7 separate regions of the Homo sapiens genome follow, and all the other regions are linked to region 3. A link is a contact called in ENCODE Hi-C or POLR2A ChIA-PET data. All regions are on one chromosome and are shown on one strand. Each heading gives the region's core, a stretch centred on a gene start or an enhancer-like site at or near the end of the contact. The rest is flanking DNA. Distances are from core to core; before and after follow the strand shown.

Region 1 (3,158 bases), core at 129-2,628, 730 kb after region 3:
AAGAGAGTGCTGCAAACATGGATGATTTTGGCTAAAGTGAGATGTAGGAACTTGGGAATTCATAGGCGACAGGGCTCCTAGTACTGATGGGGTTCAGGCACAAGGAGGTTGGATACTGGCAATCAGGAAATGAAGGGCAATGTCACTAAATGGCTTGAGTCCCAAAGAGATAGTCATTTATTTTAATTTTTTTCTAGAGAAAAACAGTTTAGATGCATTCAGACTATTTTCTGTTTTTTCATTCACATGTTATTTTTTATGGAATGAAATCTATCAATATCTTCCTTTATGGTTTGGGTGATGTTTCAGGGTGTTCAATCATCCCCATTTGCATGGAACTGTTCAGTTTTAGCACTGAAAGTCCCACATCCTGGGAAATTCCTCAGTCCCGGGCAAATCAGAACAGTTGGTCACCTTAGAAGCCATGGACTCTCATACTTCAAAAATTACCAATAGTCTCGCAACCAGTTCTCTCCTTTCATTCTCATCCCTCCTCTCTTGCTGAATTATTATCCAAAATACAAAAGAACAAACTCACAGACTGGTAGGAACCTACATCTTTAATCCTAACCCCCGTTACCTGCTTTGGATATCCAACACTCTAACCAAATAGGCTTAATTAAATATGATTCCCCAAACACCCCCACCCCAGGTGTCTCAGTCACTCTGTGCTGTTATAAATGACTATATACTGGGTGGCTTAGACAACAGAGATTTATTTCTCACTGTTCTAGAGGCCGGGAAGTCAGATCAGGGCGCCAGCATGGTCGGCTCTGGTAAGGGACCTCTTCCTCGTTTGCAGATGACCATTCTCTCGTTGTGTCCTCACATGGCAGAGAGGATAGAAAGCAAGCTCTCTCCTGTCTTTTCATGAAGACACTAATCCCATTCATGAGGGATTCACCCTCATGGCCTAATTACTTTCCAGAGGCCACACCACCTAATGCCATCACAATGGGGACTGGGCTTCAACAAGTCGATTAGGGGGAAGGGGGGAGCCACAAGCATCCAGTCCATAGTACCAGGCTCTCATATCTCAGGCCTCTGTTCCTGGTCTTCTCCTTCCCTGAATTTTCTCTCCCTTTGCAGCCTGCCTGCCTCCCATTCTTCCTTTCAGACCTTCCTTTGAAGCAACCTTGTCTAGGAAGGCTTTGCAACCTGAACTCTTCCTCCTTAGATATTTATAGCTCTTTGAGCTCCTCTATTAATTATAACAAGGTAGTAAGTGACAGAACATCTGACACCAGATGGCTCAAACAAACGAAAAGCACCCTACCTTTGGAAGGTAGATCCACATTCAGGCATAGTCGGATTACAGGATCAGAGCATAGCCATCCAGATTCTGTATCTCTTCCTCCATCTCTCAACTCTAGGTTACCTCTCTCCTCGGGCAGCCCCTCCCCTCACAGCTGTAAGAGCATCGGCAGCTTCTTGGGCTGCATTTTTTCAGGGTATGGGAAAAGAGGAGGAGTTACTATATCAACATCCCCAGAGGCTGAAAATGCCCCTGACTGGACCACTTTATTCCATCGCTGTGGTCAGGAGGTTGTGCAGGGCCATGAGGCTGCACAGGTGGTTGTTATGCATTGCATGACACCAAGAGGTGCCATTCACATAGTCTGCAACACAGCTACCGGACCGAGCACACCCTTTCACCTCTCTGGGTCTCAGTTTCATGAGTCAGATAAGAGTGACAAATCTGAGGTCTCCTTTAGTCCTACAGATCTACCATTCCACCATTCTGTGACCTCCTCTGTTGAAATAGTATTTTAGTGGTTTGGCTATCTTTCCATGAAGAGTTCTTAAACTCTCTTTTTATCTATGTTCATCCCCCTCCAGAATAACAAGTGGGTGGTAAGCTTTTTTAAAAAGAGGAAGCAGAGAAGCCCAAAGAAATTAAGATGTAAAAATAGTACATTGTGAAAATTCTCAGTTCCGTGTTACCACTGGTCATATCTATTTGGCTGGACAAGTTATAATGTAGTCGCCATTTGCTGAGTGTTTGTTACATGCTTGCTTCTAAATGTTCCTTGTGTGTTACATCTTCTAGTTTCTTCTGGTGACCCCCATGGACTAGATGGTACTGTACCTGTTGTTCCCATTTTATAGACAAAGAAAGTAAGCCCTGGAAAGTTGCTCGGGGTGCATGTTCACCGAATGGTGGCATCTGGATTTGAACATATGTTTGCTGGGCTTCACATTTCTCTCTGACCCAACACACTGTGTCACTCCTTCGTCAGAGTCTCTGCTGGAGTTCATCGAGTCTCAACTGGGGGCTCTAGCCCAAGGGAGTGATGTACTTGCTGGTTCACAGGAACATGAGTGTTTTTAAAAGGAAGATTCAATTTTAATATAATTAATAATTATAAATAATAACAATTTTATATTTGGAAATTTTTATTTTCTGACAAAAGTATAGAAAGTAAAATTCAATAAAATACTCTTGGCTGGTTGCAGTGGCTCATGCCTATAATCCCAGCCCTTTGGGAGGCCAAGATGGGTGGATCACGAGGTCAAGAGAGTGAGATCATCCTGGCCAACATGGTGAAACCCTGACTCTACTAAAAATACAAAAATTAGCTGGGTGTGGTGGCACACGCCTATAGTCCCAGCTACTCGAGAGGCTGAGGCAGGGGAATCGCTTGAACCTGAGAGGCAGAGATTGCAGTGAGCCGAGATCGCACCACTGCACTCCAGCCTGGTGACAGAGCAAGACTCCATCTCAAAAAAAAAAAAAATACTCATGGCAAGTGGGGACACACAGACAAGAGAGATGCTTCTTCATGTATCAGAACCTTGGGTCAGGGATGACCTTTGAGACTTGTATGTCGATCTGAAGAAGAAATTGTTTTTAAAAAGCTGAAAAGCACAGATCGATACAATAATGGGCAGGTCTTATTTTAGTTAGTATCTGTTTCAATTCAGTCTCTACTTTGCTGCCCAGGGCTGTGTGTATGCCACTAACCTTTCCCAGGGAGTGCTGGTCAACCAGGAGAGCAGGCTGGATGTTGTAGGGGAGCCCTGCCTCTCCAGGCAGCAGCAGGTAGGTCAAGACTCAGACAGCCTCTCTTCCAAGCCTGGCTTCCTGGATCTTTGTCCAACCCTAACGTGTGATGGGAGGTACACAATGCAAAAATAACCAAAGAGACCTAACTGGG
Region 2 (3,280 bases), core at 344-2,843, 780 kb after region 3:
TGACTCCTTTATAGCAAGAAATCTATAGTAAATTGCCTTCCTCCTTAATTGAGGTTAGCCACAATTAAGTCTTCCCTTGCCTGGCACAGTGGGTGGTGCCAGCTACCAAGGAGGATCCCATAAGCCCAGGAACTGGGAGACCAGCCTGGGCAACATAGCGAGACCTTGTCCCAGAAAGAGAGGAAAGAAAGGAAAGAAAGGGAAAGAAGGAAAGAAGGAAGGAAGGGAGGGAGGGAGGGAGGGGGGGAGGAAGGAAGGAAGGAAGGAAGGAAGGAAGGAAGGAAGGAAGGAAGGAAAAAGAAAAAACAAAAGACCACCCACGGAAGTCTTTAAAGAACAATTCACAAGCAGAATAAAAAAATATAAAAATATAATAACTGTGATACAGTAAAAAGACTCAGCAGAAGTTTCCCTTGTAACTCGCGTGGCCAAAGCAGATATCAAATAAAAGATGAAATAAACAGGAAATCCATAGAACGTGAACAATAAGGAACCGTTCAGGATGGCCAAACCGCCGTCTGCGCTGTTTTCTCGCCAGGGCTCAGGCCTGGGAACGGAAGAGGTTAAAATCCAGTGGCTTGTGTTTCAGCTTTGGTTACGTGGCAGAAACCAACTGGAAGTGGTGGCGTGAGAGCTCTGTTTCTTCTAGAAGAGCTTTGCGTCTTAAACGCCCATACCGCAGACAGCTGCCTGGCGGGCGACCCAGCCCCATCCTGATGGCCCCAGGACACAAGCCCAGGAGCGCCCCGGTGCGCGCGGTTCCGCGGCCCAGGGGCGCCGGGTTTGGTGGCACAGCGAGCCCCCTTTCTCTAGCGGTATGGCTGCGTTAGAGCCCTAATGAGCGCGTGCGAAGGCTCCCCTTATTCATCCATCCTCCGGTCCGTCCTTTGTCTCAAGGCCGGGGCCTTGCTGGGCACCATGGCGTGCTTTACCGCACAAGCCCCTGAGGACCCCTGGAAGAAGGGATCTTCCGCAGGAGGGGACGCGACGGCAGGACCGCCCCGGGCCCCCTCACCGCGCCCGGCCCCCTGGCGGGAGAGGCCGGCGAGCTCTGGAGAGGAGCGCGGGCCGCGCGGGGCGAAAGCGCCACCCGGGAGAGAGGGATCCTCCCCTCTCCTCCTCTCTTCTCCCCTCCCCTCCCTCCCCTCCCACAGTCCTCAGGAGGAGGAACGCCGCTGCGTTCTAAGTTCTCCCGGGCCCTCTGGCCCCGAGGACTCAGATCCCGGCCGCGGGAGAGGGCCCGGCAGGTGCCAAGGAGCCCGGGCGGTCCTTCAGCCCGCACTTCCCCGCGGTCGCCCGGAGCCGGCCTCCGTTAGCCGGGCGGGTAGGCGGCTATTGGCGCCAGGATTGGCCGGCGCCGCCCGCGCCCCCGCGGCCTCGGGTGGAGCCTCCCGCCCGGCCGCCCCCTGCGGCACCCGCGACACGGGTGGGGACCAGAGGCTCCCGGCGGCGGCTCCCGGCGGCGGCTCCCGGGCTGTGATTGGCCAGCGCCACAGGGGGCGGGACGGCGGGCGTGAAGTGAGCGGGCTGGGGCCGCTGGCGCGCCCTCCTACTTCCCCGTCTGCGTCCGCGTTCGCGGCTCCCGTTTGCATCATCTCCAGCCGGCGGCTGCTCCAGGGAGGCTGGGCGCGATCCTCTCCGCCCGCGGCTCCAACCCGCACTCTGCGCCTCTCCTCGCCTTTCTCGCACCTGCTCCTGCGCCAGGCCCGGAGACCCCCGGGGCGGCTTCCCAGAACCTGCGGAGCACAACTGGCCGACCGACCCATTCATTGGGAACCCCGTCTTTTGCCAGAGCCCACGTCCCCTGCCACCTCTAGCTCGGAGCGGCGTGTAGCGCCATGGAGAAGAGCAACGAGACCAACGGCTACCTTGACAGCGCTCAGGCGGGGCCTGCGGCCGGGCCCGGAGCTCCGGGGACCGCGGCGGGACGCGCACGGCGTTGCGCGGGCTTCCTGCGGCGCCAAGCGCTGGTGCTGCTCACCGTGTCCGGGGTGCTGGCGGGCGCGGGCCTGGGCGCGGCGTTGCGCGGGCTCAGCCTGAGCCGCACGCAGGTCACCTACCTGGCCTTCCCCGGCGAGATGCTGCTCCGCATGCTGCGCATGATCATCCTGCCGCTGGTGGTCTGCAGCCTGGTGTCGGGCGCCGCCTCGCTCGATGCCAGCTGCCTCGGGCGTCTGGGCGGCATCGCTGTCGCCTACTTTGGCCTCACCACACTGAGTGCCTCGGCGCTCGCCGTGGCCTTGGCGTTCATCATCAAGCCAGGATCCGGTGCGCAGACCCTTCAGTCCAGCGACCTGGGGCTGGAGGACTCGGGGCCTCCTCCTGTCCCCAAAGAGACGGTGGACTCTTTCCTCGACCTGGCCAGGTAACACTCTCCACCTCTCCCAGGGCCCAGTGGGAGACGCCAGTTCTCGGATGCCCTCCAGTTCATACACCCATATGCTTATACACTCCTAAGAGTTAATTCTTAGCTGGCTGCTGGTGGCGTTTAACGTTTTAAAAATATCAAAATGACGTCTGGAGTTTTTGCGTGCTGACCACACCTTTGCAAACAGCTGGGGCGCACCGCACAATCGAAAGAGCAGGGCCGCATCTTTGAGCAAGAACCAGTCCCCACCGTTAGGTGGGCGTTTGTTAGGGAAGAGCCAGCCGCCCCGCCTGTTCTTTACTCCTTATACTCTCGCGCTGCTCTCCCCGGTAAAAATGTTCCGACCACGCCCCAGTGGCTTCGCCTCATTTTCTCCCACATGGTGCCTAAAAGCTTCTGGGAGCATTGGTTAAGTTTTGCCTCTTGGGTCATCCGGCTTGCAATCTATGGCCTTCTCTGTTACAGTCCTTGGCTGCGAAGGAAGCTGGCAATTTTCTGCAGTTATCAGTGGACCCACGGATAATAGGGCTGGGGTTAGTTGAGTGAGACATATTGCCCAGAAATATGCCTCTCCTGAGGGCTTGGGGCTTGGGACAGGTTGCTGTCCACCCCAGTAAAGACCACGGCAGAGTGCTGTGTTTCAAAGGCCTTTCTTTGTGCGAAAGTGTGAGTTCTAGAGGGGAGGGAGAGAAGCATCTTCACTTAGTTTTGCCTGCTTTTTGCAATTCTTAGAAGTTGCATTTCATCCTTTGAGATGATGTAGTATCCTTTCTGTGACTTATCCAAAACCTTGGTCTCTCCTGGTTTCTCCATTAGCCCAAAGTTCACAAATGGGGAAACTGCAGCCCGGAGGCATTTACTGATCTAACCAGGTTCAGTTGAGTGAGGAGTCCAGCTGGCTCCTTCTCCAGA
Region 3 (3,217 bases), core at 223-2,722:
GTATGATGACTGTGGCTTGCTAGTCTACCATGGGGACAGGAATGAGGGTGGGTCACAGGAGGTCCTAACGGGGAGGCAAATCTGCTTTAGCAGCAGCTCGTTTCAAGAGGCTGGGTGTTGCGGCATTAATTCTCCTGGGTTGGGAGCCTGGGCAGGGTGGGTGTCAAGTGGCTCTGGCAACTGGACCCCTTCGGGGTTGCCCTCAGGATCAGGATGAAAAGGGGGAAGTCAGGCTGGAGCAGCAGCGCGGTTCACGCAGAGAGCACCCCAGGCAGCCACGAACTGGCTTGCTCCGTTCAGATTTCTCTTAAACAGCAGTTTTCCGTTTCTGTTCTATGGCCTCTGAGGGAATTTCCCAAATTAACCTTCACTAAGCTTTCCTGAGGGACTGTTTTTGAGCGCTGATGGGGGAATTTCCCCCTTTTGACCACACTGTTGCCCGGAGACTTGTTGCTGCTCTTCATCTGGGGATTTTCTCACTGGCATTTTGCTACTTCCTGTTTCCCAAGAGTCTCTGCTCTCTGGGAACTGAAGATTTATCAAGAGAAGGGGACAAACAGCCTTTAGGAAAAAGGGGAGGAGGGTGTATTTAATACAGTGGTGCTTTTCTTCCCCTCCTTTAGTTCTTTGCTACAGTAACATTGGATTTGAAAATCAGGCCCAGGGAGCTTGCTGAGAGCTTCGGATTGATTACGCTAAACATTCCACAGGAACTTGAGTTGTACGGTGTAATCACAAATCACATAAATGATTGTTTTATTAGAATATCTATCCTCTATTTGGGATGGATAGAAACCCCTGTGTTAAAAGAAACCACTAAAGAAATCATTACTCCTTTTACTTAGTGAAAATGCACTACCACTTGTTGAATGTTTCCTGTGTGTCAGCCATGGCACTGGGGCTTTGCATACATTTCTCGTCTGATGCTAGCAACAACCTGGAGGAGTAGGGCTTATTCAGACTCATTTAATAGATGAGCGAACCAAGCCTCGAAGAGGCTCTGAGAGGTTAACTGACAACCACATTTTCCCGGCTGGTATTAAGCAAAGCTCCAATTCTGTGGATTCCTAAAGCCTATGCTCATATTTACTCAGCTATAAATTTGTATTGAACTGGGGATTTGTTTCATGGGTCTCTTAGGTGCTATTACCAGGAAAGCAGCAGGAGAGACCCCGAGAAGAAGCAGATCCCCAAAACCAGAGGTGAAAATATTTTAGGGAGCAGTATTGATAGTCCTTGGCTTAACCCTGTGCACTTGCCAGGCCCTTTTGCCATGTCACCTGGAAAAAGCTGCTGACTTGAAAGGTGACAGGAATAAATATATTTAAAAAGCTTCAATTGAACGAATTCATTAGTTCTTTCTCTTAGAGAAACTTTCCACCTAACCACTGCTGTCACCTTGCTACTTCCTACCCTAGCTTTGTACATTTTATCAAGGGTATTAGAAATAATTCCCCTGGGGACAGGTCCCAGAATCTCTCTGGCCCTGCTCTGTGGAAGTTGACATCTAGAGAAAATAATGTTCTGGAATTGCTCTACCTCCTTGACTCTTGATGCTCTTAAGCCAGATGAGTGTCTGTGCATGCATGTGTGCACGTGTGTCTGTGTTCTTGTGGTATGAGGTTCTTGGGGGATGGATTATTAGCCACAGTTGACCTTTGCAAAGTTCTCCAAGTATTAAATATTTTCACTTCCACTGGAGGAGTGATCAGCATACACGAGGGGGTGCTGGAAGCAGCTTGGGGAGTGACCTGGCTGTTCCTGGGAGTTCCTGAGGAAAGGGGGTGCAAAATCTGCATTGGTGCCCCCTGCTTCCTGCACACTTTGCAGCAGCTCTTCCTCTCCAGGGTTTGTCTAGGAGGGCTCCTAGCTGTATTGTCTTCATCCACATAGTGAACTCTGATAACCACCAAATGTTGAGAGTTGACTAGTTGCCTAATAGTTTACCTGCATTGACTTAACTTGATCCTCACCCATGAAGGTAGGCAAAATGATTCCGTTTAAAACAAAACAAAACAAAAACAGTGAGAAGACCAAGGCCCTGGAAGGTTAAAATGGCCCAAACCTACCGGCCGGGCGCGGTGGCTCACGCCTATAATCCCAGCACTTTGGGAGGCCGAGGCGGGCGGATCACGAGGTCAGGAGATCGAGACCTTCCTGGCTAACACAGTGAAACCCCGTCTCTACTAAAAATACAAAAAATTAGCCGGGCGTGGTGGCGGGCGCCTGTAGTCCCAGCTACCCGTGAGGCTGAGGCAGGAGAATGGCGTGAACCTGGGAGGTGGAGCTTGCAGTGAGCCGAGATCACGCCACTGCACTCCAGCCTGGGTGACAGAGTGAGACTCCGTCTTGAAAAAACAAACAAACAAACAAACAAACAAAAAATGGCCCAAACTACCTAACTAGTAAGTCAAGGGGTTGAGATTCAAATATTGGTGGGTCTGATTCATAGCTGTAGCTTTATTATGGCCAGGGGTGGGTGAGTGGAGTAAATCTTATTTATTTTTTAATCACTAGGAAACTATATCCTAGCCTTGAAGTTGCAAATATACAGGCTGTTATCATTTCAAATAATCAGGTGGTAGAAAGAGAGCAAGATTCTAATCAGCACAATGCCCAGGCCAGGGAAGGAACGTGGCGCGACCCAGAGGACCCTGGCTTGACCAAAAGTGGTATTTGGAAAAGGGGGCACCGATCCTCTTTTGTGCTAAAGGGGACATGGTTTTCTTATCTTCACTGTTTCCAAGGCATCTTCTTAGTGGTGGCTCTGCAACTAGAGAGGGCTAAACAAGCAACGCCAGGTTTAGGCTTTCATCCCATTGTGCTTGAGAAAAAAACAAGTCTTCCCAAATCTAGTACTTTACAACACTTCATAATTAAGCAGCCAAGAATCTGTCTTTCAGTGTTTGTGCCCAGTCACTGGTACACATTATAATCAAAATCCCTTTTCCCTTCAAAGCAGAGCATCACTGCCTTTCCCACTATTCTCCTGCAGAAGAGCAGGGGAAGGAAGCACCAGGGTCCATCATGGAGGTAAGAGAAAAGTTCTGCTTCCCATGCCCACTATGATGTATGCCTCTCATGTATCACATGGGGTCCAGGCTGAAAGATGTAATGTGCAAGAACCTCGAGAAAAGCACAGCTGTGTCTTGGTGGAAAGAAAGGCACTTCTATCAGGAGTCTGTCCAAGTTCTAATCGTTACCCTTCTCTCCAAGT
Region 4 (3,553 bases), core at 459-2,958, 540 kb after region 3:
GAGGCTAACTTGGCCAAGGTCACAAAGATAATGAGGAAAAGCTGGGGTTTAAACTTACGGAATCTGGTTCTGGAAGCCCCACTTTTTTTTTTTTTTTTTTTTAATTATTTTGTAGAGACCGGATCTCACCATCTTGACCAGGTTGGTCTCAAATTCCTGAGCTCAAGCCATCCTCCCACCTCAGCCTCCCAAAGTGCTAGGATTACAGGCATGAACCAGCGTGAGGTCCTACTCTTAACCACTACACTAGACACCTCTCTAAGACTGCTGGTGATGATGGGGTAGCTAACCTGGAGTGCTCTGTGACATGTACTCTCATGCAACCTTACAACAACCCCTTGAGAAGTCATTCTTTCCATCTACAGGACAAAACCCACAAAAGCCAGGTTAGAAACGTCCCCCAAGGTCACACAGCCAGTGAGGGATGGTGGTAAGATTCAAACTCTGGCAGCATGGCTCCCTTGTGCTATGAGGTCTTTCAATAATTCAGTCTTACACTCATAAAAAAGGTCACATGATAAAATTTACTAAACAATTCAAAAAGGTTTTGTGTAAGTCTTCCTGAAACACTCTGGAAGGTTTTGGGGCTTATGACAAGCATTTCTTTAAGACAGCATTTACATTTAAGTCACTTTTCATCTTTACTACTTTGGGCTGATCATAAACACATTTCTGCTCTTTAAAAAGAAATATTTCTGTAGCAACTTGGCAGATTTCGGTACAGGAACAGTCTATTCTTTAAAATTAAATTTAGTAACAACTTATTCTGGTTACTCTGAAAGAGAAGGAGAGAATGAACTATTAAGAGGCCTTTCCTGTACTTTAATGTTTCAAAACATGTTTGGTTTGGCCTCATTTGAATCTTGTGGACAACTAGCCCAGAACTTGACTCAAAAAGAGTAATACCATTTTAAAACAGCTGAATTCTAAAAAGCAACCTCAGAAGCCAACTCTGAGCAACTATTTCTCATAATTTTTACTTTTATTTCAAACAAAATATGAAAGATGCATATGGCAACATCCTCATAAAGCATATATAGACAGGTATTTGTACTTCTGAGCTATGGACAACCAAGAAACCAAATCAAAATTTTACAAAATTCTGTAGTATGACATTGCTGAACAAGCAATGAAGTACACAAAAGATGGATATCAAAAGAGAAATAATCCATATTTCTCTCATATCCTTAACATGCTCCATTGTGTCCAGTGACTGAGAAATTTAAAACTCTGTGTTGTAATGCCTCCCTGTAACAGAGGTGAGCTAAAGATGAAGTGTCAAGCTGGATTTCCATCTTACCTTGCTTTCCCCCAACAGGTTCAAAGACTTCATAACCTTTGATACGGACTTGATATTTTTTCAATAGGGAACCCATAAAACTATTTTCAAATAAAAACACTAAGCAATGCCACTAGACAATCTGTCTTTCTCTGCTTTATCGCTGCCCTATCGCCACGCATTAAAATTAAAAATACCTTTCTGCCTTGCCTTTATTGAATAAAAGTTTAACTTTGAATTAGAAGAAAACGTACCCATCGTCCCTTTTACACTTTTTGCAGGTGATAGAATCTATCAGATCACATTGGTGGCTATCACTGCTCTCTAAGCATCCTAAAGACAGAAAGCATGCCATTACCAAATGTTTTATAAGCGTTATAATGCCCCGATGGTGGAAGTCTGGCAATACCTAGATATACAGCAAGGCTGGTGAATAAGGAGCTGAGGGGCGGAGGAAGCGGGAGCGAGGGAGGGAGGAAAGGAGGGAGTCGCCACCTTAAATCCACGCCGGACCGGGAACCTGCAGCCCACAACCTGATCCCTGCCCTCCCCAACAGTGGACCGGCCACCACATTTTTTCAGATCCTCCTCACCCAACCCAGCACAGCACTCACCCTTCTGCGAAGAAGTCGGCACCCAGTCCAGCTCCGAGACGGGTCGGGGTGGCAGCGAGGGAGGGGGCGTCTGGGCTGTGGGCGGGGGGTGTCTGTGCGTCACTCGAGTACAGGACGGTGAGTTCGAGGGGTGGGAGCGCAGAGGAGCGGGGAAATCAAGTCACGGCCGAAAAGGGAGAAGGAGAAACGGAGGGGTGGGGTGATGGAGCGCCCCCTCCCTAAAATAAACCCACCGGCCCCTACGATCTCTGCCCCAGAGAGGGAAAATAAAATCAGGGGAAATAATAGACCAACCAATAAATCTCTAAAACGACGAGGAGCGAGGAACAGACTTTAATTTAAAGGGGGGAAAATTGAGCGAGGGCTGGAGGGGAGACAGAGGGAAGCGGCTCTGGGTCTATCCCATGCCTTTGCAGTCCCCAGGCAGAGGAGGAGGCTGGCTGAGGGGAAGTTGCAGCGGCTCCCGAGGAGGAGGAGGAGAAGGAGGAGGAGGATGTTACACCGTAACAAGTACAGACAGACAGCCATGGATCAGAGGGGCGCTGCAAGCAGGAGCAGGGGCGGCCGCGGCGGGGCGAGCGGCGGCGGGCGGCAGCACCGCCTGCTCGGCTCGCTCAAGACATTTAATTGGATTGATGGGTTGTGCAGTGACTCACAGACTTTACAGAGTCGTACAGCAATCCCCGCCCAGCTGGACAGGGGTGATGCGGCGGGGACGGGCGGGGTAAGGGGGCCGAGAAAGAGGTGAGCTAGGAGGCGGCGACGAGAGGGTGAGGAGCTGAGGGGGCGGAGCGGAGCGGAGCTACCCAATGGTGAGGCCCATCGTTCCGACGGGCGTGGGCCTCGACCTATGGCGGCGCGGCTCGTTAAGCGGCTGGCTGCACCCCTGGCCCAATGAGTCTTCTAAGGACACTGCCGCGAGCGGGGCGGGGGCAGTGGAGTGGGGGGTGGGGAGAGGTGGGTGGACGTTCAAGTGTGGGGTGGAGGGAAGGAGGAGGCGCCGGAGACCCGCGGAGTCACTCGGCCCTCCTCGCTCCAGAAGTGCGCCTTCTGCCAATCCGAGCGCCTCGCGGGAGTGATGGACGCGAGCGTGTGGCCAATGGGGAGGAGAGGGCTTCCGCAGCCGGCCAGAGGGGAAGGAGCGGGCGGGCCCGGCCTCCTCCTCTCCACCAGCTCCTCTCCGGGCCAGCCCTCCCCTCCCGCGCGGCTCGGGTCAGTCACGCAAATAACAGTGTGAGGGCCGGGGCTGCGCGGGGGGGCGGCGGCCCGCTGCTGGCTGCGTGACAGCGATGGGGACTGGCTGTGCTGCCTACTCTGATCCGGCAGGAGGAGGCGGCGGCGGAGGCTGGCTCCTAACTCTGCGTGCAGGCGGCGGCTGCTGCTCAGACTCTGCCTGGCGCTGCCGGGGAGCCCCTACGGCCAAACCCCACTCCCGGGGGACAGCCAGATTTGGAGTGAATCAGATCACGCAGTGCCCACTCTTGGAGACCGCTCCGGGGGAAGTCCGGCGGGGCTGTGTGCTGGGATCTGAGGAGGCTGGAAGCCGTAGGCGGGAGGCTTGGCCGTGACATTTGCCCCTTGCTTGCTTGCCTGTTTTCTGGGAAAGTCAGGGTAGGGTGTGGGCAGGTCGAAACAGCTCCTGAATACGTCCTGTTGCTTT
Region 5 (3,429 bases), core at 4-2,503, 710 kb after region 3:
GGGGTCTCTCGTCCATAGCTGCAAAACACTGGCATTCTCCTGTGATTTTTGAGTCCATGGATACAGCCTTCTTCCACTCCACACAGTCCGTGGAAGCCCCCCATCTGGCTGGGGTACACGAATCAATCTTGGTGGGCCCGGAGACTCGATTCCTCAGAGGCACCCTCTGCAGCGTCACCCCGGAAGTCTTGCCACACCACCCACCCCCCATTCTCACCTCTCCTTTCTGCCTTCTTCCTTCTCTCCCACCTGCCCCTCAGAACACATACTCTTGAATGAGTTTAAGTTTTTCAAGAGGAAGAAGTACATCAGCCTTGCTGAAATAATCGAATAAGGGGATACCAGCAACATGGAAACCAGAAACCAGCCTGGACAACCTGGTGAAACCCCGTCTCTACTAAAAAAAAAAAAAAAATTTCAAAAATTAGCCGGGTGTGGTGATGCGTGCTCATAGTCCCAGCTACTCAGGAGGCTGAAGCACGAAAATTGCTTAAACCCGGGAGGCGGAGGTTGCAGTGAGCCGAGATCACACCACTGCACTCCAGCCTGGGCGACAGAGCAAGTCTTTGTCTCAAAGTAATAATAATAATAATAAACATTGAATGTACCTCTTCCTCAGGGAAAGGAGGTTAAATAAAGCTGGATTTCCATCTGAAAAGGGAGATAGAGGGGAAATATGGACAATAACATATGAAGTAAGAGTCAGAAAAAAATCTGTACATGTAAATAGATGTATATGGAATCACCTCATAATGTCACGGTGATTGTTTATGGAGAGTGAGGTTGCAGGTGAGTTTTATTTTCGACCCCACCTCTGGTACTCATGACCTTTGTGTGGCCCTCTCCCACTCTGTAACAGGGCGAGTTTGGGTGACCTATAGAATACAGCAGAAGTGAAGGTTCGTCACTCCCCACTGAGGCTATATAAAGGGCTGTAGTTTCCATCTTGGACACTGTCTCTCTTGCTCTTTCTCTCACATCATTTATTCTTAAGGGAAATTTTGTCCTGAGAAGCACTATAGAGGGGCCCAGCCATGGCCTCCTGCCAACAGCCACATGAGTGAGCTTAGAACCAGACCCTAGCAGGCCACTGATGCAATCCATCTGTAGTCCCAGCTAGTTGGGAGGCTGAGGCTAGAGAATTACTTGAGCCCAGGAGTTCAAGGCAGCAGTGAGCTATGATCACAACGCTGAAAAAGCAGCAGATCCTGCAACCTGCCAAGGCTTCACATGAGAATAGCCCTGACAACATCTGGACTGCAACCTCTTGAGACTCCCTGAGTCAGAACTACCCAGCATATTTCAGACGAGACCATAAAAGAGGAAGAAAAGAACCACCTGGCTGAGCTGCTCTCAGTGATAGTGAGATAACAGATGTTTGATATTTTAAGCTGCTGGGTTTTGGAGATAACCTGTTACACAACAACAAATAACTAACACAGTATTTTCCCCGCAATTTTCAAGTTCTATATAATGTACATATATTGCCTTACAACCAGAAAAAAAATGTTTTCAAAGATCAAGTAAATCCTTCATTCCAGTGTGATACAGAACAACCTGTTCAGTTGTCTGTCTGAGTACCATCACTGCTTTGCACACCTGTACCCACTGAAGTCCATGTGGTAAGACACCAGCTACACACCAGGGAGGCCTGAACAGGGGTTGGTCTTAATTTGGTTTTGCCAGAGAACTTCGTGTTGCAAAACATCCCATAAAAAGGGATGATTCTTTTCGTGTGATGCAGGTCTTGCAAATGTAGCCAAAAATCAGTTAATTCCCTCAGGAAATTGGATAACATTTAAACCTGGTTAACTGCCTCAAACGTTGTATAAAGTAATAAATAGCATTTGACTATTACCAACAGCTACATTTTGTTTATAGAGGATTTTCTTTCTTTTATTTTTTTTTATTATTATTTTTTTTTAGAGACAAGGTCTCCTTCTGTCGCCCAAGCTGGAGTGCAGTGGTGCAATCACGGCTCATTGCAGCCTCAACCTCCCAGGCTCAAATGATCCTCCCAGCTCAGCTTTTTGGGCACCTGGAACTACAGGCACATGTCACCACACCCAGCTTGGATTTCCCAAAATTGGAAATGTACATTTTTCTTTTGAAGGTCAGTGGGCCTAGAACAAAATGTGGCATGGTAGGGAGAATGCTGTCCTTGAACCTGAAGCCTTCCCTCTGCCAGGAACAGCTCTGTGGCTCTGCAACAAGTCACTTTGCCTCTCTGGCCAGTTTCCTTATATGTAAAACAGCAGTGTTGAATATACTATCTCTAATGACTCCAAAAATTTGTTACCCTATATAGTCTTGCTTTAACCTACCATGGTATTTTGGCTCTTGAATGACAAGCCTGAGCCCCCACTCATGATGGATGTTGCACTATCCAGTATGGAGGCCACTATGTGCATGTGGCTAAATTCAAATTAATTTAAATGAACTAAAATTAAAATGTATTTCTCTGTTGCAGTAGCCATGTTTCAGGTGCTCCATAGCACCTGCAGCCAGTGGCGATGTATGACACAGCGCAGAGTTAGAGCACTTCCACCATCACAGAAAGTTCTACTGGACAGCTGCTCTAGGGCCTCACCTCTCCAAGTGTGGTCCACGAACCAGCAGCACCACATTACCTAGGAGCCCTTAGAAATGTAGACTGGGCTCAGACTGGGCACAGTGGCTCACGCCTGTAATCCCAGCACTTTGGGAGGCCAAGGCAGGCTGATCACCTGAGGTCAGGACTTCAAGACCAGCTTGGTCAACATGGTGAAACCCCGTCTTTACTAAAAATACAAAAATTAGCCAGGCGTGGTGGCAGGTGCCTGTAGTCTCAGCTACTCGGAAGGCTGAGGCAAGAGAATCGCTTGAATTCAGGAGGCGGAGGTTGCAGTGAGCTGAGACTGTGCCATTGCACTCCAGCCAGGGCAATAAGAGTGAAACTCCGTCTCAAAAAAAAAAAAGAAAAGAAAGAAAGAAAAGAAAAGAAACGTAGACTCTTGGGCCCTACCCCAGATCAGCCGAATCAGAATCTGGATTTTAACAAGATTCCCCAGTGCCTCCTGCAGGTGTGAGTTTGAGAAGCCCTGCTATAGGGAATGTTCTCTGCTGAGCAGGTGACTGGAAGGACAGAGTGGTGGTTAGATGTGTGTCCTCGGCCGGATGCAGTGGCTCATGCCTGCAATCCCAGCACTTTGGGAGGCCGAGGCTGGAGGATCACTCGAGCCCAGGAGTTAGAGACCAGCCTGGGCAACATAGGGAGACCTTGTCTTTACAAAAACATAAACAAAATTAGCCGGGCATGGTAGTGCATGCCTGTGGTCCCAGCTACTTGGGAGGCTGAGGCAGGAGGATCACTTGAGCCTGGAAGGTCAAGGATGCAGTGAGCCAAGATCGTGCCACTGCACTCCAGCCTGGGCAACAGAGTGAGACCTT
Region 6 (3,476 bases), core at 513-3,012, 830 kb after region 3:
ATACAATGTCTCAAAAACAAAAAACAAACAAAAAAACTGCAATGCAATTCATACTCTGGTTGTTGTAACATGGACAATTACAGAATCATCATTTCCATTTTTCATCTTGCTGACTACCTGTGGTTCCATTAAGAATCAAGAATTCTTTTTTTTTTTTTTTTTTTTTTTGAGATGGAGTCTCGCTCTGTTGCCCAGGATGGAGTGGAGTGGCTCGATCTCGGCTCACTGCAACCTCCGCCTCCCAGGTTCAAGCAATTCTTTTGCCTCAGCCTCCTGAGTAGCTGTAACAACAGGCGTGTGCCACCACACCCAGCTAATTTTTCTATTTTTAGTAGAGAAGAGGTTTCACCATATTGGCCAGGCTGGTCTCAAACTCCGGACCTCATGATACGCCCGCCTTGGCCTCCCAAAGTGCTGGGATTACAGGTGTGAGCCACCAAGCCTGGCCAAGAATCAAGAATTCTTTAAGAAGAGACAGTCTTTGAATGGGAAGCTGGCCTCCAGCCACAAATGCTACTTACTACAAAAACCCACGAGGTTACTTATTTGAAAGCCTCAGACAATGCCTGTGGAAAGAGGAAGAAAAGCCACATTCACAAGGATAAATAGGGCAGAGTAGAAGCCCTATCCACTGGTTCTCAATGTTGAAGGCTCATTAGATTCATCCACGCTAAAAAAAAAAAACAAAAAACCAACCCACCAGCACTCCACCCACAAAGATTCTGATTAAACTGGTTTGGGTTTGTGCCTGAATACTGGGATTTTCTTTTCTTTTTAAATTTTTATAAAGGGGAAAGTGGCCTGGTATGGTGGCTCGCTCCTGTAATCCCAGCACTTTGGGAGGCCAAGGCAGTAGAATCACTTGAGCCCAGGCGTTCGAGACTAGCCTGGGTAACATAGTGAGACTCTATCTCTACAAAAAAATTTTAAAAATTAGCCAGGTGTGGTAGCACGTGCCTGTGGTCTCAGCTACTCGGGAGGCTGAGGTGGGATGATCATTTGAACCCAGGAGGTTAAGGCTGCAGTGACCCATGTTCATGCTGCTGCACTTCAGCCTAGGAAACAGTGAGACCTTGTCTTAAAAAAGCCAATACACCACTAGGGTCAGTAAGGTGAGTGGAATCCTGGGGTCCTCCAAACTTCCCTGGCCTTCTCCCCACTTTCCTCTTTATTTTTGTTTTGTTTTTTGCCATATATTGGCATTTTTAAAAAGAGCCCAGGCCGTGTGCAGTGGCTCACACCTGTAATCCCAGCACTTTGAGAGGCTGAGGCAGGCGGATCACCTGAGGTCAGGAGTTCAAGACCAGCCTGGCCAACATAGTGAAGCCCCACCTCTACTAAAGATAAAAAAAAAATTAGCCAGGCATGGTGGCACTCGCCTGTAATCCCAGCTACTCAGGAGGCTGAGGCAGGAGAATCGCTTGAACCCTGGAGGCAGAGGTTGCAGTGAGCTGAGATTGCGCCACTGCGCTCCAGCCTGGGCAAGAGAGAGACTCCGTCTCTAAATAAATAAATAAATAAATAAATAAATAAATATTTTTTAAAAGAGCCCAGGCGATTCTATAGTAACACACAAACAAGGCTGCAAATCCTGGACTGGCCGCTTCACATCCCTTTCTTAGCACAGGTGCCTTCTCTTCCTAGTTAGTGCTATTTGCATGAAGCATTTCCAGGTGACTTTCAACTTCCCTATATTCAAACGTCCTGCCATCCGCTCTTTTGCATAATAAAAGTACATATGCCACACTGAGTATTGTTCTGTGTAAAGCTGATGGTGCTGTTCACATCAGAAATTGCAGCACTGAAGAACAGAGTTCATGCAGACTTTTACAACATGCATCAGCTACAGTGAGTATTCTTGCATGCTTTTGGCCAATGCAAGCTCTCATGGCACGCTGTACTGTAAGCTCCGGGTCGGTGTGCACTTCTGTTTTGTTCCTGCATTTCAAGCCATGCGAATTGACATGTTTTCTTCCCCAAGGCATTTGTTTGTTGATGGTACCAGCTGTCAAAAACCAAGCAAGTGGCAGTGCTAGAGGTGCCACAAAAGTGCGAAGGAAGTGTCAGGCTGGATGTCAAAATGAACACCTTGGAGAACTGGATGATGGAACAGACGGTAAAAATCAGCTAAACATCAGAGAAAATGGAGGAAGAGGTCAAAACTGTGAACAGGAACTAGAAGAAAGTGTAGCAGAAAAAGACTTGTCACAAACTTCGAGAGATTTGGAGAAAATGATGTCAAAACACATCTTCCTCAAGCCCATGCTGAGTATCTCTGATTTGGTTAATTTCTTGGTAAGTGTTCCAAGTACAGACAACAAAGCAGAAAAGCACTGATTACAGGGAAGAATTAAAGAATGTACAGAATTTCTGGGACGGATAGGGAAACAGGTGGGTGGCTAATAGCCAGGAACAATGTAGTTAAGAGTGCTGAGTTTCCGCAGCAGGTGCTTGCCCACACCTGTGACATTAGGAACCGGGCAGTGGAGCCTCCCTCAGAGCTACCCCAATCAGATCTCCCAGCAAGCTCTACCCCATACGGCCCATGCCCACCTTCCCAGCTGCAGCTTCTGAGTTTCACACAGGTGCTCTGCTTGGCAGACCTGCAAGGAAGTCTGAAAAAGCAGTTTGTGGTTTTCCGTCTGTGCAGCTCAGGAAGGTACACCTGATGGGAGTTAGCTGGGCTTTGGCTAGCCAACCTGCAGGGTCTGGAACTGCTTCTGTTTGCAGGACGCATCCCCCTATTCCAGACAAGCTCTGGATTCCCCTAAGTGCCTATTACATGACAAAGGCAGGCTTTGTGAATGAGCGAATACATCAAACCCTCTCATAGTGCTGCTGCCTACCAGCCAGTGGGTCTGTTTCTGTGCTGCCACCAACTTTGTTGAGCAATATTTGTCTTACAGCTATTTTGAGTATTTTATTGCACTGCCTTTGTTCTTTTATTCCACCCCTCTTCCTCTCTCTCTAAGTGAAAGAAGTGAAGTAACGATATTTGTGATAAGAAGTGTAGTCTCATACATTTTATGAAACTGAAACAATTAAAATTACCAGTAGTATCCGAAGCAGCCTATCTATATCCTCAATGAGACCTCAGTGGGAAAAAAGATCTACTGCCTCTTCACCTGTAAATAACACGTGAAACTGCTAAGACCGTGTTATTGAAGAATGTGGCTAGTGGGCAGAGTGCCATTTGGAATTTTATAGTCGTCATTATCTTTCTGGGAGTGGAACCTCCCTTATAACGTGGAAGGCTATTTTCAACTTTTGCACTTTTTTACTTGGATGCCTTTTCCAGACTCTGTTAACGTTTGGAATTGGGTTTCACTCTACAGAGAAAGAGAAGCAGGAGGACAGGTGTAGAGGGGAGGAGAGGGAGGACCGTGGGTCGCAGATTGGGCCTATTCCCCTGCACTCACCACTTTGTCTGTCACTGCCAGCCCGCTCCCCCCTTTTCAGATACCAACACCAGGCCA
Region 7 (3,490 bases), core at 424-2,923, 850 kb after region 3:
GCAGACAATTCCCAAAGGAAAGTTTTCCCGTCAGGCAAAAACAAAAGCTGCTCACAACACAAAATTACAGAACATCAGAACCAAAAGGAACCTTGGGACTCCTTCATCCTATCCCCTCTCTTTATAGATGAGGAAACCATACAGGATATGTACGCCTGTTTGGACTTTGTACAGTTCTCTGTCCAGCAGGGGTGACTTGGCTGTGGGATTAGGTGACTCCACTGGAGGTCTTCTGTGTATAGAAAAGATCAAGGGTCACAAACACAAATGCCTTCAGGTAGGCAGCAAATGTGTGAAGGCTGGCTGTTACTTAATGGACCAGTGGTGGTGGTGGGATTCAAATTCTTATTAAAAAACAAAAGCAAACAAACAAAGAAAAGCTATGCGATGCCCAAATAAAACCATCTGTGGGCTAGCTGCTGCTGTTGTCCAAAGTTTGTGGCCCCTGGGTTAGACAAAACCTCTGAGCTGTCCTGACAGGTCTGGGAAAACCAAACAAGTCCTTGTCTCCTAAACTACCTGGGACTCAAGAGCTCTGTAGGAAAAAATTTGTACCCTGCACCCAGCTGGGGTTGACATTTACAGACGCCTGTTTTATGAACTGGGGAGATATTCAGTTGAAGCCAGATTGCTGAAAGTGCTGCTGAGAGAAAATCATCAGAAGGGAGGGCCTCTTCCCCACGCCACCCTGGTGGTAGTTCCTCTATGCCTCCGGATTCTGCTAAGCAGTAAAAGCTAAAGGGCAGTGTCATTAAGCTCCTAGGGGATGGGATGCAGTGGCTCACACCTGTAATTCCAGCACTTTGGGAGGCCGAGGCGGGAGGATCGTCTGAGTCCAGGAGTTCAAGCCCAGCCTGGGCAACACAGCAAGACCCCATCTTTGCAAAATAGATAGATAGATAGAGATGTATGAAAGTTACTAGGTCCCATGCTGGCAGGGGAGAGAGTGAGCACCCTGGCCTCCCACAAGCTGCCTCCCACTTCCCTCCGACTCCATCACCGATTTCCCATCAGAGCAGGCTGCTCAGAGTGGCTAAGTAGCTACCAGTTCATTTTCCACACCCTTCCCATTCTCCACGAGCCAGAGCTCCACCTCCCCCCAGAAGCTGTCTTCAACCACCCGGCCTGGGGAGCTCCCCTCAGCACTGGCTCCCCGCCCCGCCTCGCAGCACCTGTTCGGGCCTCGGTCGCGCCGCCGGGTCTTGCAGACGCGAATGTAAACAGAAACACAGTGAAAGGCGTTCGGAGAGCCTCGTGACTGCGGCACGGCGGCGAGCCGGGAACATCAGTGCGTCCAGAGCAAAATGAACGAATGTACGCATGACTCCTGGAGCGACCTTCACGAGGGAAAGCGCGCCCCCCGGCACCCACCCCTAAGCGCCCCAAAATGACCAGCCTTTACACAACCCAGCTCGCAGGCGAAGCTGAGGTCGGAGCTCCAAAAGCGAGGGAGGACAGCCGCTGAAGAAGTCCCGGCTTCCCATAGGCCAGGACGAAGTAGGGGGCGGGCTCATCTTGCAGGAGCGTCCACGTATTGGTGGAGCCGCGGACTTAGAGCTGCGATTCGCTGCGCGAAATTGCCGAAAGCCCTCCCGCGGAGGGAGAAGGGGCGGGAAGAAGGGCGTGGTCAGCGCGGCCGAAGGGCGTGGTTGGCGCTCGGTCCTGCCCTGCGCGTTTTGGGCTGCGGTTGGAGGGCCGCAGTTGCAGTCAGGGTCCGCCAGCTCGGGGCCAGCGCATGGGGCTGCTGAGACCGCTCCGGACGTGCGAAGCGTTCGCGGTGCGGTAGGTAGGCAGTGTCCCGCGTGCGGGTGCTGGTGTCGGGGGTGCCGCGGCGCTGGGGGCGGTGGCCCGGGCTAGATCCGCGCGCGCGCCCGGCCCCCTCCCCCGCGTCTCTTCGGTGCCTGCGGGGCCCTTGCGGTGCGGGCCGTCTGGCCTCGCGTCCCCGCCGGCAAGGGCACAAAGGCTCCCTGGGGGGCGGGGGCGCCTCGTGCCTTCGCCTCCATCTTGCGAGCGGAACGGCGTGTGCTGTGGCGGCCGAGGGGTCGGGGCCGAGGCGGGCGGCTGGGCTTGGGAATGCCCGGGCGCGGCGAGGGAGTGCGCGAGTCCGCGCATCTGGCGGCCGAGCAGCTGCGCCGCTGGTCGGCCTGGGCCCCGGGGGAGGTCACTTTCCCTCAGGCCTCTCCCGGGCGTGGGCTGTTTACCCAGCTCCCCAGTCGGGGCTAATGCAGCTCGGGCCTTTCCCCCTGGAAAGATGGAGACCAGTGATGTCTTCTTATCGCCGCGCCCAGATGCGGAGAGAAAAAATCAAGATGTCTCATTTTTTTTGCCTCGGAGGGCTACCCTTTCTAACTGTCATCACTAGAACAGTTCTCAGCAGCCTGGGGACGAATGTCCAAAACCTGTTCCAGGCCCTTGATGATTAGTAGGTTGGGTTTAGTGTATTGTTTGTAACAAAAATGAGCGGAAGCCTGCCAGGGCAGATTGGACCTCACTGGGAATTCATCAGGACCACGAAGGGAGGTAGCGTTTGTAAATAATCTAACAGTTCTCAGATCTAGGGTATGAAGAGTGTTGTGTTAAAGTGTGTAACAAAGGTTGTTGGGTCAGTTTGCCTTGGGTTTAGTTGAAAGATCTAGAAGTCACCACTTTTTACTTTGTTCCCTCCATTCCCCTTTCCCACCCTCTGTTGAGTCAATTCTGGCCCACTTAGAAAACAACAACAACAAAAAACCCAAGGAATTCAGTTTAACCTCTTTTGCGCAAAGCTTTTTAAAGCACTTCCCCACCCTGCGACTGATAACTCCTCCCTTTTTTGGGCTACCTTCTGCAGCCTCTGTTTTTACTCATCACACTGTATTGTGGTTTCCCCAGCCCCTAGCACAATGCTTGGAACATAAAAGGCACTCAATGATGGAAGGAAGCCAAAAGGAAACAAAATCAGCGTGGTAGTCTAAAGGTGACACAACAGAAACATTTATTTAACTTCTTGAGCGAGTTATTCTTACAGGTTAGGAAGGCAGCTAAGCTCAGGCTCTCTAAGTCAAACAGGCTTTAGCTCTGCCATGTTACTAACTCTGATTAATTTTTTTTTTAATGGTGATGGGGGTCTTGCCATGTTGTCCAGGCTGGTCTTGAACTCCTGGGCTCAAGCAATCCTCCTGCCTCTGCCTCCCAGAGTGCTGGGATTACAGGCGTGTCATTAAGTTATTTAACTTCTCCGTGCCTTGGTTTCCTCATCCTTAAAAATGGGAATAATAGTAGTACCTGTGTGGTGAGTTATTAGGATTAAATAAGATATTGATGTATAGTGCCTAATATAGTTCCTGGCACAAAGAAAATGATCAGTAGCTGTTAGCTGTTAGCAGTCGTTAGGAGAAAAATAAATGGATACTTGAATACACTCACCAATATGAAATATCTGTATAGTACTTGACCCTTCAGGATCTCTCTGTTTTTTGGTCCTTATCCGATCCCTTTTTTTGAGACAGGG

The links. A loop is a pair of places that touch in the nucleus more often than their neighbours do. ChIA-PET counts read pairs that join two places held with the same protein, here RNA polymerase II (POLR2A). Pooled maps may share reads with other maps.
Region 1: a loop to region 3 is called in a map with no recorded cell type, with 2.4 times the contacts of the local background. The contact joins the promoter of LINC02245 here to the promoter of LINC00309 in region 3. A Hi-C loop is called at or near these places in 13 of 37 single-sample maps with no recorded cell type and 5 of 50 pooled maps. POLR2A ChIA-PET finds 5 or more read pairs at or near these places in 2 of 52 experiments (GM12878 and OCI-LY7).
Region 2: a pooled map shows a loop between it and region 3 (4-fold over the local background). The contact joins the promoter of SLC1A4 here to the promoter of LINC00309 in region 3. A Hi-C loop is called at or near these places in 7 of 37 single-sample maps with no recorded cell type and 11 of 50 pooled maps.
Region 4: a pooled map shows a loop between it and region 3 (4-fold over the local background). The contact joins the enhancer-like site here to the promoter of LINC00309 in region 3. A Hi-C loop is called at or near these places in 2 of 37 single-sample maps with no recorded cell type and 10 of 50 pooled maps. POLR2A ChIA-PET finds 5 or more read pairs at or near these places in 2 of 52 experiments (OCI-LY7 and activated naive CD4-positive, alpha-beta T cell).
Region 5: a loop to region 3 is called in a pooled map, with 2.2 times the contacts of the local background. The contact joins the enhancer-like site here to the promoter of LINC00309 in region 3. A Hi-C loop is called at or near these places in 9 of 37 single-sample maps with no recorded cell type and 4 of 50 pooled maps.
Region 6: a loop to region 3 is called in a map with no recorded cell type, with 4 times the contacts of the local background. The contact joins the promoter of LINC02576 here to the promoter of LINC00309 in region 3. A Hi-C loop is called at or near these places in 1 of 37 single-sample maps with no recorded cell type and 2 of 50 pooled maps. POLR2A ChIA-PET finds 5 or more read pairs at or near these places in 1 of 52 experiments (activated B cell).
Region 7: a loop to region 3 is called in a pooled map, with 3 times the contacts of the local background. The contact joins the promoter of CEP68 here to the promoter of LINC00309 in region 3. A Hi-C loop is called at or near these places in 4 of 37 single-sample maps with no recorded cell type and 9 of 50 pooled maps. POLR2A ChIA-PET finds 5 or more read pairs at or near these places in 1 of 52 experiments (activated naive CD4-positive, alpha-beta T cell).

Annotation. Positions count from the first base shown.
Region 1 is chr2:64,931,069-64,934,226 of GRCh38, forward strand. LINC02245 (long intergenic non-protein coding RNA 2245) reads right to left here and starts at 1,379. Exons shown (of 3, transcript NR_036586.1): 1 at 1,277-1,379. RefSeq lists enhancers at 1,754-1,893, 1,934-2,003, 2,044-2,193.
Region 2 is chr2:64,987,806-64,991,085 of GRCh38, forward strand. It overlaps SLC1A4 (solute carrier family 1 member 4), which reads left to right and starts at 1,594. Exons shown (of 8, transcript NM_003038.5): 1 at 1,594-2,365. The coding sequence starts at 1,839. RefSeq lists silencers at 904-1,603, 1,814-1,993 and an enhancer at 1,596-2,180.
Region 3 is chr2:64,204,013-64,207,229 of GRCh38, forward strand. LINC00309 (long intergenic non-protein coding RNA 309) reads right to left here and starts at 1,473. Exons shown (of 6, transcript NR_033837.1): 1 at 1-1,473. RefSeq lists an enhancer at 238-567.
Region 4 is chr2:64,748,388-64,751,940 of GRCh38, forward strand. No RefSeq gene overlaps it. Among named protein-coding and RNA genes, the nearest start is that of SERTAD2, 96 kb to the left of the region's middle. RefSeq lists silencers at 1,935-2,004, 2,336-3,335. Within about 2 kb of position 1,709, at least 36 of the 41 ENCODE cell types and tissues checked have a DNase peak (open chromatin) inside an H3K27ac peak, as active enhancers do; they include OCI-LY7, where a contact is called at or near this core.
Region 5 is chr2:64,914,043-64,917,471 of GRCh38, forward strand. All of the region lies in intron 1 of LINC02245 (long intergenic non-protein coding RNA 2245), which reads right to left. Among named protein-coding and RNA genes, the nearest start is that of LINC02245, 17 kb to the right of the region's middle. RefSeq lists enhancers at 1,450-1,529, 2,443-2,632, 3,003-3,052. Within about 2 kb of position 1,254, at least 6 of the 41 ENCODE cell types and tissues checked have a DNase peak (open chromatin) inside an H3K27ac peak, as active enhancers do.
Region 6 is chr2:65,028,965-65,032,440 of GRCh38, forward strand. It overlaps LINC02576 (long intergenic non-protein coding RNA 2576), which reads left to right and starts at 1,763. Exons shown (of 3, transcript NR_183398.1): 1 at 1,763-1,848; 2 at 1,982-2,295. RefSeq lists an enhancer at 2,113-2,976.
Region 7 is chr2:65,054,743-65,058,232 of GRCh38, forward strand. It overlaps CEP68 (centrosomal protein 68), which reads left to right and starts at 1,674. Exons shown (of 7, transcript NM_015147.3): 1 at 1,674-1,786. RefSeq lists an enhancer at 1,267-1,506 and silencers at 1,607-1,716, 1,797-2,136, 2,767-2,816, 2,827-2,906.